4 separate regions of the Homo sapiens genome follow, and regions 2, 3 and 4 are each linked to region 1. The links are chromatin contacts, found by Hi-C or POLR2A ChIA-PET in ENCODE. All regions are on one chromosome and are shown on one strand. Each heading gives the region's core, a stretch centred on a gene start or an enhancer-like site at or near the end of the contact. The rest is flanking DNA. Distances are from core to core; before and after follow the strand shown.

Region 1 (3,553 bases), core at 426-2,925:
AAGGAGGTAGTACTCATACCTGATTATTAGTTTGTTCAAATCTAAGTAATCAAATCACTATCATGACAAAAGAAAATAATCACCACCACAAGAGTCAGAATTTGAGTTGGTCATACACTGTTCACCAAATGGAAATTCTAAGAGAAGCAGAGAAAACGTATGCGTGAGGGAAAATGTCCAAGTGTTCTAATTACTGCACCTGTTCAAGATGCATTAGTTTAATTCAGCAAATGAAAATTTAAAGTCTCTCTATATTACTTTTCATTTAAGCCTTCACATCACTATTTTATAGATTTCTTGAACAACTATGACAGGATCTATTCAGTTATAAATAATTTTTTAAAAATTTTAATTAACAGATGAAACTACCAGATAAAGTACTTAGACAATGCTCTATGGGTGCAAGAGAAAGAACACTGTATTATGAGTCAGTCCCCTTAGAGTTATGAACCACATAGCACATGGTTGGTACATGCTTGGAAAAGTTACTCTGGGGCTAAGTTCAATTTCCTCACCTGTGAAGTTAAGACCAAATTACCTTACAGTTATATAGGAATTTGTAGTTTTCACAGGGTTTTGGCTTGTTGCCTCTCAGGTGAGTTTTACAGGAACCCCGATAGGCGGGCAGGGAAGGTGTCAGCGCCCTGTTTTATAGTTGTGGATTTCTTAACAGTTAAAGAGATCACATGAAACACTGTAAAAACAGCAAAAGTATCAATACGACTCTAAGATGAGCATGAATCCCCACGTTCCTAGTCCTTCTGGGAGGCTATACTTAAAAAGAGTGACAATCACAATGGCTGGGTGATTAAATAAGTCAATTACTGGAATAAAAGGTTTTTAAAAGACTAAACATAAAAGGAAGCAAATGAAAGTCGACCTTTCTAAAAGCATAGTCAGAATTTAAGTACATGCATAGAAAAATATCTACGGGTATTCACCATAATATTAATAGCGGTTCGCTCCGGGTGCGGGGAATACGGGTGACTTTATCTTTCTTGTTTATCTGCGTTTTCTAAAACAAACATGAACTAGTTGATATTCTAAACAAAAACAAGCCAAAGCAATTACACACTGGCAGACTGCATGCACGTACGTTTGAAAGCTCCAACTGTAACAACAGTGACAACTCCCAGGAACCCACCGGCATTTCAAGGACACAAGCAGGAAGCCCGGAAATCCCTAAAAACAGGTGCTAAAAGCCGCCAGCGCAACCTGACAGCCGCGACCGCCTCTTTTCAACCTGAATTCAGGGGGAGCTGGGAGAGGAGACTAGTCTGGTTTGACAAAAATCAGAATCAGAAATTCCCTCTGGCACCTCCCAGATCTCGAAGAGAAAGTGGGAGGAAAGGCTAGGGGGCGGCAGGCATTCACCATGCATGAATAGGGGGATGGGGAGGACGGAAGCCTCGAACTCGTGGCTCAAATGGTCCCTCCGCCCCCATACCGGACGAAGCGCCGGCGAGGAGCGACGGGCTTGGAAGCCGACCGCCCAGCCAAGGGGCTTTCAGACGGGGCCCAAGGGTGCCCTCCCAACCTGGCGGGCCCCAGCCCCCGTCTTACAGGGTTTCTTGGCATCTTTGATCTTCATGGCGTCGGCCCGAGGGGCGATGGACGGCCTCCGATCCGGGGCACTGAGAGCAGAGGCGGCGACTCCGGAGGTGGCTGGGCCGCGCGGCGAGGCCCGGCCGGTTCCTCCCCTCAGGCCGGGCGGGGCCGGCCTAGGGCGGGGCGGCGGCGCCTGAGGAGATGCCCGGCCCAGGGGGCGGCCCCCCACCCCCGCGAGGGGTGGCCGGGACCGAGCAAGCTGGGGAAGGCCGCCGGCCTCGCCGCTCCGGGGCCCCCCCGCAGCCGCTCCAAACAAAAGGCCCCGGTCCCCGGAGCCGCCGCCACCGCCGCCGCCGCCGCACTGAGAAATAGCCCGCCCAGGCCGAACGCCCACGTGACGCGAGCCCCCCCTCGCTCCGCTTCCGCCCGGCTGCTGGGGATTGTAGTTCTCCGGTTCGTGAGGCCCCGCTCTCTGGCTGTAGTTGTGCAGGTGGACTACAAAGCCCGAGATGCATCGCGGCCCCTCCTCCGAGGCCCCTCAGCTTCCGCAGATCGCCTCAGAGTGGTCCCAGCGAGAAGAGGGCTGGGTCTTAGTCACGCCAGCGAGGAGGCGACCAATGGTGACTGAGATGGGCGTGCTGGGGAAGTCGGGCTCAGACCTCAGCAGGTCGCGGAGAGAAGGGGGAATGAACTCTTCGAGAGGACTGTCATGGCTGTTCGGCCATTCTCAGATTTCCCCTTGAGACAGGAAAGCTGGTCGTCAGGCCATGGAAAGCGCTACAATCAGGGCTCTAGAGCTGTGCTTAAGATAGACCCTTGAGTACATTGGCGGATTAAAATTATTCACAAAGGAATCCTTTTGCTTAATAGAGACACCTTGAATGTTAGGGTCGGAATGATGACAATAGCAGGAATAGAGGTAACATCTATGGAACGCGTTATGTTCATGGGACTCTGCTAAGCACTTTGTGTGATTTACTTAAATTCAGGGGCCTTGTGGACCACGTGCAATTATTCATTTTATTGTCACTCATTTTGAAGATGGGGCACGGTCTGAGGAGTTAAATTGCTTGCTGAGCATTCTTTTTGCCACCGATCCATATTCCCCTGGGGCCCTCCAGCCCAGCTCTCTCCTTCTAAAGGGAAAACTGACTCCCAGAGAAGAAAATTTAGTTGCTCCAGTTCTCACAGTAAAGCCAGGACACCCTTTCCCCTTGCCTCCTAGAGTCTTAGTCCTCCAGCTGGAATGGGAGAAGATGGCATTGGGTATCTTCTCTTGGCCTTCACTTTTGTTGCCCAGTTAGATGGCCAGGAATTCTGTAGTTTTTACAATAGATGGATAGAGGGTTGGCAGTAGAGGATTGGGCATTCCAGTCAAAGAAACCCGCTTACCAAAGAGCCTTACTGCCCCTTCTTGCAGATGATAAGCCAAGGGATGTGAAGAAGGACAGGAGAGGACACAAGCTACCATTTATTGAGTACATACCAAGGGCTGACACTTTGCAAAGTGCCTTACTTTTAAAATTTAAATTTAATCCTCCCAACTACTTTTTGAAATACAATGATTAAAAACTAAAAAAACTTGCTGGGCGCAGTGGTGTGTGTCTGCAGTCCCGGCTATTTGGGAGACTAAGGTGGGAGGCCCAGGAATTTGAGGCTGTATGTGATAGAGTTTGTGAATAGCAACTGTGTCAGAGGCATTTACCAGAGCGACTCCATCTTGAATAGGGATTGGATGAAATAAGGCGGAGATCTACTGGGCTGCATTCCCAGGAGTTTAAGGCATTCTTAGTTGCAGGGTGAGATAGGAGGTTGGCACAAGATACAGGTCACAAAGACCTTGCTGATAAAACAGCATGCAGTAAAGAAGCTGGCCAAATCCCACCAAAATCAAGATAGCAATGAAAGGAACCTCTGGTCGTCTTCACTGCTCATTATATGCTGATTATAATGCATTAGCATGCTAAAAGACACTCCCACCAGTGCCATGACAGTTTACAAAAGC
Region 2 (3,553 bases), core at 550-3,049, 450 kb after region 1:
GTCAGCTTCAGGGCTGTGTAGGCTCCCACAAATCCCATTGTGCGCTTACCAGCTGGGTGAACTGAGATGAATTCTCTTGTCTTTGCCACGGTTTTCTCATCTAGAAACTGGGCATTGTGACCTCCTAGGATTCTTGCAAGGATTAAATATAACACATGTAAAGTGCCTTGTACAGTGCCTGGCACATAGTTGGCACTTAATAAATGCTATAATCATCATTGCTTGTTATTACTATATTATTATTCAGGCAGTCTAACAATTGTGAGCAATATTTTGCATTTATTTGCACATGTCCACTTTCCTAGGAAGAGGTCCATACATTTCATTTTCATTTCCCCCAAAAGGAGAAGAACCACTAAGCTAGCTAGACTAATAACTTCTTTAATTGATGAGTAAAATCCTACCCAGAGGTTTAAGTATTTTTTCGACAATCACATGGTAACCTAGAGGCAAGGTGAGAGCTAGAACCCAAAATGTGTTGATTCCACTGCTTTCCAAAATTTTGGCAACACTAGCAAAAGCAGCCCAGGCCTTGCACAAAAGTGACCTATAAATAAATGTAGAATAGGCCTGGACATATATTGGTGGCTTCAAGGCAAAGGGAGTGTTCAGGGGTCTGGAGGTGTGTGATGGCTGTGGAGCTGTGAAAACACCACTTGACATGTATAATCAACAGAAGAGGGGGTGTGCAAACCAGATAGGAGGAGGAATGGGTGGGGACTCCAGGAAGAAAACACCCCAGTTGCAAATTCTTCTGCATTTCCCATGCAATAGCAAAGCAAGTTGATCCCATAAGCTATCCGTAAGCTTCACCAAATCCAAGAGAATCTATGCATAGCTGACTTAGGAAACAGTAGGTATTTGTTGAATTCTGAGTGATTGCACCACTTTCTCCGAGAAGACATAGCCACAGGACTTTGAGGTTTGCACTCTTTTTGTTAGCCAGATTCCTTAAAATACTCTGATATTTTCCTAGTTCATTTGTTCTCAAAGGGTGGCCCTGGGCCAGCACTATAGCTGTCATTGGGGGAACTTGTTAGAAATGCAAATTTTGGGTCCTCTCCTCGGACCTACTGCATCAGAGACTGTGGGGTGGGGCCCAGCAATCTGTTTTAACAGGGTTTCCAGGTAATTCTGGTGTGCACTCAACTTTGAGAACCACTAAGTTAATTGGTGTGGCAGAGAAACTAAGCAAGAAATGAGGGCTTGAAAAAGCCTTCCAGCAACTGAATCCCTAGAATACATTTTTTGTTTGTTTGTTTGAAATAAACTGGAACTCGATTAGTAACTTACATCTTCCTGTGTTTTGCAAACAAGAGATCTTGGAAGGAAGTAGAAAATCAATTTCAAGGCCTTTCATCTCAGTTACAATGACACATTCATTTTAGCATTGTGTGGGGAGGGAGGGAAGGAGAGAGCAGGCAGGCAGTGGTTGGGTTTGTGGAGAGGAATACACAATTCCAATGGAATCCACTGTAATTTAGGGGCAATTAGCATCTGCACATTCTCCATTCATGAGGCTCCATTAATCCAGTTAATCCTCATCTTCTAATCAAAAACAAACATCCTTGAGTGTACTTGAGATCCTTTTAACACATTCTCCCCACCTGAATGCTGTCCTCTGCCTTGTAATCCAGGGCTTTTAGGAACCACTTCAGCTTTTGGAAAGAGGGGAGCTACCCACCACCTTGGCTGGGTCCTGCCAGCCCCTTGGAAACCTGCCCTCTCCTAGGCTGCACCCTCCCCTGAAACTTGTTCTTTGACTAGACCTGCCCTCTCCCTGCTATTATTTAAGTCATTCTTGATACTTCTTTGCTATTCTGGGCAGCCTTCCCTGACGACTTTCTGACTGCCCCTTGGCTAAACACACAAATGCTTGGATAATACTAATGCCTTGCATTGCTAAGTCACTTCACTGTTTCCAAAGGCCTTTCCTAGTCCACTTTTCATTTGATCCTCCAAACTATCATAATATCATTACTATTTCTCCACTTCCCACCCACTCTCACCCTCCCTCTTCAATTTACAGATGGGGGCCACTGAGGCTTTCAGAGATTTTGTGACCTACCAAACTGGCACAGCTAGTAAATGGATGACAAGGTAGGTTCAAACCCAGGACTCCTGATCCGCAGGCGGAGATCTATTATAGAACACTGTTTCTTTCTGACCACCCACCTAAATCCATAATGCCAATGAATAATGCATTTGTCCTTTCACTGTGTTTATGTCTTTGGAATGTTTTTGTATCTATGGAAATCAGTGCATCTTCCTTAATTTTGAAGCCTCTAAGGAGAAGAAACCCTATCTGTGTAACTCAGGCTCAAATAATACTGTAAAGTACTTCTACCTATTCAAAATATTTTCATCTTTGTCTTATTTTATCCACAAAACAATCATATGAGTTAAGGAGGATAAACAATATTACATCTATTTAATGGTAAGAAAACTGAAGTTTGGCCAATAAAAGCAACTTATTGGCTCGGAAGTAGAACGTGGTATGGTTGGGAATAGAATACGGCTTTCTAATTTCTGGTTCTGTATTTATCTATTAGATATGTGGTTTTAAAATTGTGACCCTCGGGCTCTTGCATGCTTCTTCTTGGAAAGGCGAGGCAGACAGGGCTCAGGGTATTCTACCACTGGTTTAACTAAAAGCTTTCCTCTCCTGAATAGCAACTTAGAAGCCCCTGACAGGTCCTCATTTCCTGTCTTGAGTATCCAGCATAGTAGTCGTACTAGTCAGGTGTAAGCAGTGGCTTCAGGATAATATCCTTGCAGATGGCCCTGGGAAGCCTTGAAGTTTTTGCAAGCATTTCAGACTCCCTGGCTTGTGATCAGTGTAGGCAGTGAAAACTGCACTTTGTCCTCAGAGTAGGAAAGTTACCCCTCAGCCATTTCATATTCTGTTCATTAATTCAACAAATATTTGTTGAGTTACTATGTGCTAAGTACTGTGTTTGCGTCTGGGACTAGAGGGGTAGAAAAAAAATATGGAGGTGATTTCACCTCTACCCTCATAGAAGATGCCTTCTGATAGATCTGAAACAGATAATCTTACCAATAAATAATTCCAAATCGTAATAAAAGCTATGCAGGAAAGATCTGTTTGTTGCATGAAAGAGCAAGGAGTGGGGTCTCACCCAAACAGGAGGTCAGGGAATTACAGTTCATGGAGGTTACACCGAAGCTAGATTTTCTTGGGAGGGCACACCTGCTGCATGGAACAGCACCGTCTGGCATGATGCAGCAAGTGTTTGTCCTGGTTGAGAAATCCAGAGGAGACACAGCTGGCTGGGGCCCAGTGAGCAAGAACAGAGTAGTAGGAGATGGGAGACGGGGTCAGGAGGAGCAGGGCATCGAATTCATACACAGCAAGTTGGGTAGTCATTGCAGGGACTTAAGTAAGAGGTATCATGATTGATTGACTATCATGATGACTTCGGCTATTGTCTGGAGAACAAATTGGAGTTGGTCAAAAGCATAAACAAAAGAGCTGGGAGGAGATGATTAGGTGGTTTTCCTTTGTTACACAGTTAGAGGTGCCCTTGAGGGA
Region 3 (3,553 bases), core at 690-3,189, 300 kb after region 1:
AGCACCTTCCGCCCTTCTAGGCAAGTAGTGGAGAATGAGACCAGCCCATTAAACCAGCTTTCAGTAATTGCGTAGAGTGGCATCCCCAGATAATTACGTTCTCTCTCTTCTCTGGAGAAGCAGGAAGCAATTAGGGACTTCCTTCTGCTGTCTGGAGGGGCAGGCGTCCAGTCCCTTCACTGAGAGCATCATGCTTGTGGCTCCTCAGGTCCACAGGGCTCAGAGGCCGCCTGCGTCCTTTCTCTGGGCTCTGATAAAAGTTGCATGCTTGCCTACTTGCTTAGGTGAATAGGGACTCTGCTCTGTAGCAGCTTCTGGTCACTTTATTGTTCCTGTTTGCAGGCATGGCTGTGAGAAAAGGAACCCGGGTAGACAGAAGTGTCCATGGCGAAAGTCCAAAAGATGGTTGGGTGTGTTACTGATGGATGGTAGCTTAGTTGCAGAGGCCTAGGCCTAATTTTATCTGCTGACTTTTACCAACTTATACACATTGATGAAAACTTAATTTTATGTGGAAAATGTGGGTATCACAGTTTCTTCCTTTTTTTTTTTTTTTTAAGACTGAGTTTCACTCGTCTCCCAGGCGGGAGTGCAATGGTGCGATCTTGGCTCACCGCAACCTCTGCCTACTGGGTTCAAACAGTTCTCTTGCCTCAGTCTCCCGAGTAGCTGGGATTATAAGTGCCTGCCACCACACCCAGCTAATTTTTGTATTTTTAGTACAGATGGGGTTTCACCATGTTGGCCAGGCTGGTCTCGAATTCCTGACCTCAGGTGATCCACCCGCCTTGGCCTCCCAAAATGCTGGGATTACAGGCATGAGCCACCACACCTGGCCACAGCCTCTTCTTTCTTGAAGGGAAATGTCAGCGCAAGCAAAGAAAATATACGTCAAAACTACAAAATTATTTTTTAAACCAGATAGTTTTTTATTTTCTCCGTGTAGTAAAGCGTATGGTGTTACACATAGGCCCAACTGGTTGTCATTTTACATAGCATGCAGTTTGAAGCTGGATATGCCAGCAGTTTATCTTCTAGTCTTTAAGGTAATAGTGGAATGGTGTGAATTCCCTGAGCTCACACACTGTGGTGGAGCAGGCTTGGGGGCTGGGTAGTGGTTCTCAAACAAGCTGATGACAAGGATATGCATCTCTGAGATTTAAAATTTGCTATTTATCATTCACAAGGTAGACAATCTCCATAACTGAGGACTGGTAGGAGGAGGAGTGTTTCCTTAGCAGGTTTTATAGAAATTTAATTTGTGCTAAATGTCTCTTATTTTCCATGTGCCGATGCATATTTAAACATACAGCTTCATTATCACCTCTGTCCAGATGCTTCTCCTCCATGAAGCATCAGCTCCTCAGCTCAGGTCCTACAGTTCTAATTACTCACATGAGTTTTTCTCTTGGGCTGTAAGATTATTTAGTCTGACTCCCTCTTATTAAAACCAAGGAAGCTGAGGACCAGAGACATAGCGTGGCTTTAGCAAAGTCCTTCAACCAGCAGGAACTGGACAGGATGTCAGATCACAAACTTCCTCACACAGAGAAGATGCTCTGTCCACAATGCTGACAGAAGACTTGACATCACTTCACACCCAATGTGATTACAACCCAACTCAGGATCTTCCAAGCCTGGCTCCTCCTCCTGAACTTCCCATTTCTGTGAAGTGGAAGCTCCAAGAAGACAGAGCTCACAGATTTATATTGATATATCTTACTCCCTGCTGTTTCCCCCAGAACTAGCACTTAGAAGGCACTCAAAAAATAGTGTGAATGAATGATTATGAGAATTTGCCATCATTCTCTGTATTGTCTGAACTTGGAACTAATCGTTTTTCACTTCCTTTTCCATGGCCTCTAGCAACTCACTGACTGCGAAGCTCTGTTGATTTTGTCCCCAGGGACTGCTTACTTTGGCCTCTTTCTCCACTTCCTGCTTCTCTCTCCCAAGAGACAGCGTGAGAGAGAGATACGAGCCTAAACCCTCACATTGGACTACAGCCTCATCTCCTGCCCCGACCTTTCCTTCTGCCACCTCCTCCTGTCCCCGGTTCCCCTTCCAGAACAAATGTTTTCACCGTGATCTGTCCCAGGGCAAAAGCCATCCACATTCTCAGTGCCTACATCTAAAGCCCATGCTCCTCGCAGTCAAGGCTCTCCAGCAACCGGCTTCCACCTCTCTTTCTAACCCAATCACACACTCTTCTGCCCCAGATCCCTCCACTCCCATGAGATGTCTCTGCTGGAAACACATCTTATACAGTTTTGCCTTTACACTTTGCACGTACTATCTTTATTACTTTGTGAATTCTAACCACCATTCAGGCCCAGCTACAGTCTTCACTATTGTAACAAAGGAATACAGCAGCAACAGTAGTTAGAACTTTCTAAATACCTTTCATGCATCAAGCGTAGGACTAAGTTATTCATATGCATTATTTTATTAACCTCCACAAAAACCCTAGGAGGTAAGTCCAACTATTATCCTCATTTTATACAGTGGAAACATAGGCTTAGAAGTGTCAAGTAATGTACTTAACATCACAGACTAAGAACCTAGAACACATGGAATTCATACATACTTCTATCAGACCGCCAAAACCATGCTTCTAACCGCTAGGCTACATTGCCTAAAGCTGTCTGTTCCTTCTGAGCTCTGACAGCCCCTCATTACGTATAGCTACTTATTAGCCAACTTTCATGTTGATTGGTACTTTACTAAACATTTTCTTGTATGTACATGATTCTTGTCCCCAGTTACACTGTAAGCTACTGGAGAACATGAATTGTACCTCTGGGGCCTTTGGGTCCTGCCTGACAAGTGCCTGCTGACTGAACTGATTAGAGGTACACAGTATTCAATTCCCCTTAGGTGTTTTTGGTTAATTCATCCTTTAGGCAGTGAATTCACTCCCCTTTCCTTCTTCCCCGCAAGCCCAGCTGCTAGTAGTGAGTATAAACAAAGAGAAGATCCTCACTGAGTTTAGGATCCTGAGTAATACACATTTGCATGGCTTAGAGGGTGGTCTGATGGTGGGTGCTGGAGTGACTTAGGAGTCTGGGTTTGTAGAATCTTGAACCTTTCAAGTCCTGAGGCCTTTGCGTAGTTAGAGATATTGTAAGAGGGGAAAAGAGACCCTGTAAAACAAAATCTGAGAAACCCTAGCAACTATTAAGAACAATTGTGGGATTTATTCACTTTCTTAACAATCAAAAACATAGTCAGCAATTAACTGTCCAGCTCTGGTTATACATCACTACAATATGTTCTTTTTGGTTAATGGATCCATTTAAAATTAGTGTCATGAGATCTGACTGATATATCACTTTATATACGCAAAATGTTCTTTTGGGGTTCAACCACCAGAAAGCTGGTTGACCCTGAGTTAGTCACTGCCCCTCTCTGGGCCTCCATTTTCTCATACCCTGACGTTCTGGCAGGCTAATTAACATAGTTGTTTTTGGTTCATGTGAACAGTCTTGAGTTCTTGGAATGCATGGAACGAAATACTAGAAAAGCGCTCTGACATGTTAAAAGTGCCAGTTCA
Region 4 (3,553 bases), core at 400-2,899, 290 kb before region 1:
AGGCTTGACCCAAACAGAGGAAGTGTAGAGGGCTGTGGGAATTCCCCCATAAAGGAATGGGGAATTCCAACTTTTGGGTGTTGAGGGCCAGTCTGAGGCTGGTGTCCCTGGACTCTGGTGCCTGGTATTTATGGAATGAAGGAGGGCCAAGCACTGAGCCCCGAGGCCTGGCCTCAGGGAAGGAATTAACTATGAAGAAGGCATTTGGAGGCGAGGCTCACTCTGGTGGGTCTTTTCTGTCAAGAGGAGATGAGACCACAAACATGATTCCCTCTCTGGCTCAGCAACACCCTGGTCCATACAGCACAGGGTGCTGGTTCTTCTGGAAGACCGTGGGGCTCAGGCAAGAGAAGACACCCAACTGGGCTTCATTCGACCAGTCCAGCTTCCTGCCATATGCCGAGGGCAAAAAAGGGTTAAATTCCCACTCAGTACACAGATGTAAGAGGAGATGGGGAAGTGAACAGCCAGTTGATCATTCACTCAATCATGCTAGCTTGCTTTTTGTATTTAATGCTACATTTTAAATTTATTTATTTATTTATTTGAGACAGAGTCTCGCTTTGTTGCCCAGGCTGGAGTGCAGTGGTGCGATCTTGGCTCACTGCAACCTCCACCTCCCAGGTTGAAGTGATTCTCATGCCTCAGCCTCCCGAGTAGCTGGGACTACGGGCGTGCACCACCACGCCCAGCTAATTTATTATTATTATTTTTTAGTAGAGATGGGGTTCACTATGTTGGCCAGGCTGGTCTGAAATCCTGACCTCAGGTAATCTGTCTGCCTCACCCTCCCAAAGTGCTGGGATTACAGGCGTGAGCCACCGCACCCACTAATTCTACATTTTTAATTTCTCAAGAAACATTGTGTCTCTGATTGTTTTATTCTCTTGAACATTTTTCAAGATGGAATTTTGCTTTGCTTACTTTCTTCTTTTTCATAGCCCCACTTCTCCCAAATCCATAACACACCTACCTCAAAGTATCACAGGAAAGAAAGCCTGTGAAGCTGCTAGCCACAGCCTGTCACAAGTAAGTCCTCAATTTAGCTAACAATAACAATGGCATTACTATTACTTTTACAAAGTGTTTTCCCTGACACCCTCTGGAAGTCCTCCCAGGAAAGCGGATCCACAGCGCTCCTAATTTTAGGGACCCTGAGGGGAGCCAGCTACATTTCCAAATGGTGGGGAAGGGTGGAGGGTGGGCGAAACGTCGTAGGGAGAGTTGAATAGAAGGAGACAGATGGTGCCTGTGTTGGGGGAAGGGACCAGAGATCCTGGAAAACTTATGTTTCCCAATTCGCAAGAATGTTTCCATTTAACCACTTCTTGCCTGACTCCTGATTCTACACCACAGAAAAGCAGGGAGTTTTTAAGATTTGGGGCCACCTGTGCCGAGAGCCTGGCTACTCCGGGTGGAGAGAGACAGGAGCGTTTTAAGTACAGGCAGAGCGGTTTTTGGCCCAGCCCCCTAGGTCTGGGACGCAGGTGAGGGGCGGTCTCTCCTTCCCCTGGCAGGGGCAGCGTAAGGGTGGCCGGCGGCTGGGACTGTCCCACGAGGGGGCGCGTCTCGGGCCCTAGGACCCGCCCTCGAGGCGCTGCGCGCGGGGAGGGGACCCGGGAACCCAGGCGCCCGGCGCTCCGCCTCCCGTTTCCGGGGCAGCGCGGTTACCTGCACCGCCCGAGCCGCACCTGGCGGAGGCAGAAGTCACAAACCCGGCGAGCTCAGAGCGGTGGAGCGGAGAGGAGGGACGGCACCCGGCTGCAGGGAGGAGGGAGGCGGCAGCGGCAGCGGCGGCGTGGAGGGCGCAGCGCGCCGCGCGGCGGAGGAGGGCAGACGGCGGCGGCGGCGGCGCTCGGCTCGCTCTGCCCGGCCGGCTGGGCGCGCACCCGGGCTCGCACCGCGCCGCTGCGGACGCACATGGCAGCGTGAGAGGCCGGCGGCGGGAGGAGCGGGCGGCGCCGGGTCGGGGCTGCAGGGCCGCATGGACAGCGGCGCCACCCCGGCCGGCCCCTACTAGGGCCCCCCATCTGCGGGCGCCACCCCCCGGATCATGGTGCCTCGGCGGCCGCCCGGGCTAAGAGCGGCCGGCTGGAGCCGCTGAGCCCCCGCTGCGGCCGGGAGCTGCATGGGGGAGCGCCGGCAGCGCTTGGGAAGATGCCCCGGCCGGAGCTGCCCCTGCCGGAGGGCTGGGAGGAGGCGCGCGACTTCGACGGCAAGGTCTACTACATAGACCACACGAACCGCACCACCAGCTGGATCGACCCGCGGGACAGGTAGGACCCTGGAACCCTCCTCCGTGCCCCCACACCCCCGCCTGGGCCCCCACCTGCCCCTGGAGCCGCCGGCCGGGACTGGGAGGGGGCAGGGGAGCTCTGCGTGCCTCTTGAGCTCTCTTCAGTTCGCCACCCCCTGCTCCCCCCAACCTTCTGGAGCGCTGCTCCCGCCTCAGTGGGCCACCGAGAGGAGGCGCCTGCCGGGGAGCTGGCCCAGGCTGCCCCACCGCCATCCCCAGTTGGAGGACTTAGGCCCCAGCCGGCACCTGCCCGGAGTTTTGACCTTAAGCTCTAGCCCCGCCCGCCCCCTTTAGGAAGAGAGGTCGGGCGGGGGCGGGGGTTGGGGGAGCGACCTAGCCGGGTGAAGCCGGGTCTTCCCGGGGAGGCTTCCACCCAGCGTGGGGGGTGGGCGGATGGGGATGGGGAAGTGTCCGGTTAGAGGGGGTGGTCAAGACCCCAGGATTCCGTGGGAGACCACTGGAGAGAGGGCACTCGGCGCAGAGGAAGGCAACCTGAGGTGTGCTTTTTGACAGGTGCCTTGGAAGCTGCTGAGAACAGCACAGGGGCAGCCAGGGGGCCCTGGAACCCGAGGGTGGGGAGGAAGTGAAGAAGCGGGGGAGGGCAGATGAGGGAGACTGGTTATCCAGGAATCTGGCAGCAACTTGGAAGCTGTTAGGATGGAGATGGAGGTGAGAGGCCTCCCGGAAAGCCTTGCCCCTCGCCTCTTTCTCCTCTCTTTCTTCCCTGATCGGGGAAGGGGGCGGCGAGGCTCCTCAGCCCTGCACCAGCGGGACCTGACCTTGGTGGGTACCAGGCCGCTGTAGGTTGAGATAATGTGCAGAGGCAGATGGAGCCTGAGATAGCTCGGTGTGGCTCTTACCTCTCCAGACTTTCTCCTGGTTGTTTGGCATTTCTTTGCTCACATGCTGCACACACACACATACATTCACCCTCTCCATGTATGTCCTAGAGTCCCCGGACCACGATGTTGTTGACACGGTCTGTGGGCAGAGTGTCTTGGGGAATGCGGACTTTAAACCTTGTCTGTGACCTTGGGGGTCAGGTCCCTGTAAAGCAACCAAGGTGAATTTCTTGGACTCTTCATCTTGTGTGGTGGGGGTGGAGGTGTCCCAGAAGTGTATGTAGCAAGATGTGGGTCAAAAAAAGAATATAAGCGGAAAGAAAATGAGAGTTGAGATTCTCGGTAGTTTCTGGGAGCACTTACTTTCATTCATTCATTCATTCGTTCATTCAGCGCTTCCTGGATGCCTCCTCTA

The links. Hi-C counts contacts between places; a loop is a spot of excess contacts on that map. ChIA-PET counts read pairs that join two places held with the same protein, here RNA polymerase II (POLR2A). Pooled maps may share reads with other maps.
Region 2: a map of posterior cingulate gyrus shows a loop between it and region 1 (12-fold over the local background). The contact joins the enhancer-like site here to the promoter of PANK3 in region 1. A Hi-C loop is called at or near these places in 1 of 168 maps with a recorded cell type or tissue (posterior cingulate gyrus).
Region 3: a loop to region 1 is called in a pooled map, with 4 times the contacts of the local background. The contact joins the enhancer-like site here to the promoter of PANK3 in region 1. A Hi-C loop is called at or near these places in 1 of 37 single-sample maps with no recorded cell type and 4 of 50 pooled maps. POLR2A ChIA-PET finds 5 or more read pairs at or near these places in 1 of 52 experiments (SK-N-SH).
Region 4: a map of GM12878 shows a loop between it and region 1 (2.1-fold over the local background). The contact joins the promoter of WWC1 here to the promoter of PANK3 in region 1. A Hi-C loop is called at or near these places in 5 of 168 maps with a recorded cell type or tissue (CD4-positive, alpha-beta memory T cell, GM12878, HCT116 and 2 more), 15 of 37 single-sample maps with no recorded cell type and 13 of 50 pooled maps. POLR2A ChIA-PET finds 5 or more read pairs at or near these places in 2 of 52 experiments (MCF 10A and WTC11).

Annotation. Positions count from the first base shown.
Region 1 is chr5:168,577,693-168,581,245 of GRCh38, forward strand. It overlaps PANK3 (pantothenate kinase 3), which reads right to left and starts at 1,676. Exons shown (of 7, transcript NM_024594.4): 1 at 1,564-1,676. The coding sequence starts at 1,591. RefSeq lists enhancers at 1,404-1,473, 1,564-2,107 and a silencer at 1,624-1,953.
Region 2 is chr5:169,028,357-169,031,909 of GRCh38, forward strand. All of the region lies in intron 4 of SLIT3 (slit guidance ligand 3), which reads right to left. SLIT3-AS1 (SLIT3 antisense RNA 1) reads left to right here. Exons shown (of 5, transcript NR_109897.1): 3 at 2,030-2,100. Among named protein-coding and RNA genes, the nearest start is that of SLIT3-AS1, 17 kb to the left of the region's middle. Within about 2 kb of position 1,800, at least 3 of the 41 ENCODE cell types and tissues checked have a DNase peak (open chromatin) inside an H3K27ac peak, as active enhancers do.
Region 3 is chr5:168,878,177-168,881,729 of GRCh38, forward strand. The region is part of intron 5 of SLIT3 (slit guidance ligand 3); the gene reads right to left. Among named protein-coding and RNA genes, the nearest start is that of MIR218-2, 110 kb to the left of the region's middle. Within about 2 kb of position 1,940, at least 3 of the 41 ENCODE cell types and tissues checked have a DNase peak (open chromatin) inside an H3K27ac peak, as active enhancers do.
Region 4 is chr5:168,289,996-168,293,548 of GRCh38, forward strand. It overlaps WWC1 (WW and C2 domain containing 1), which reads left to right and starts at 1,650. Exons shown (of 23, transcript NM_015238.3): 1 at 1,650-2,276. The coding sequence starts at 2,158. RefSeq lists an enhancer at 199-278 and silencers at 1,423-1,942, 2,043-2,462.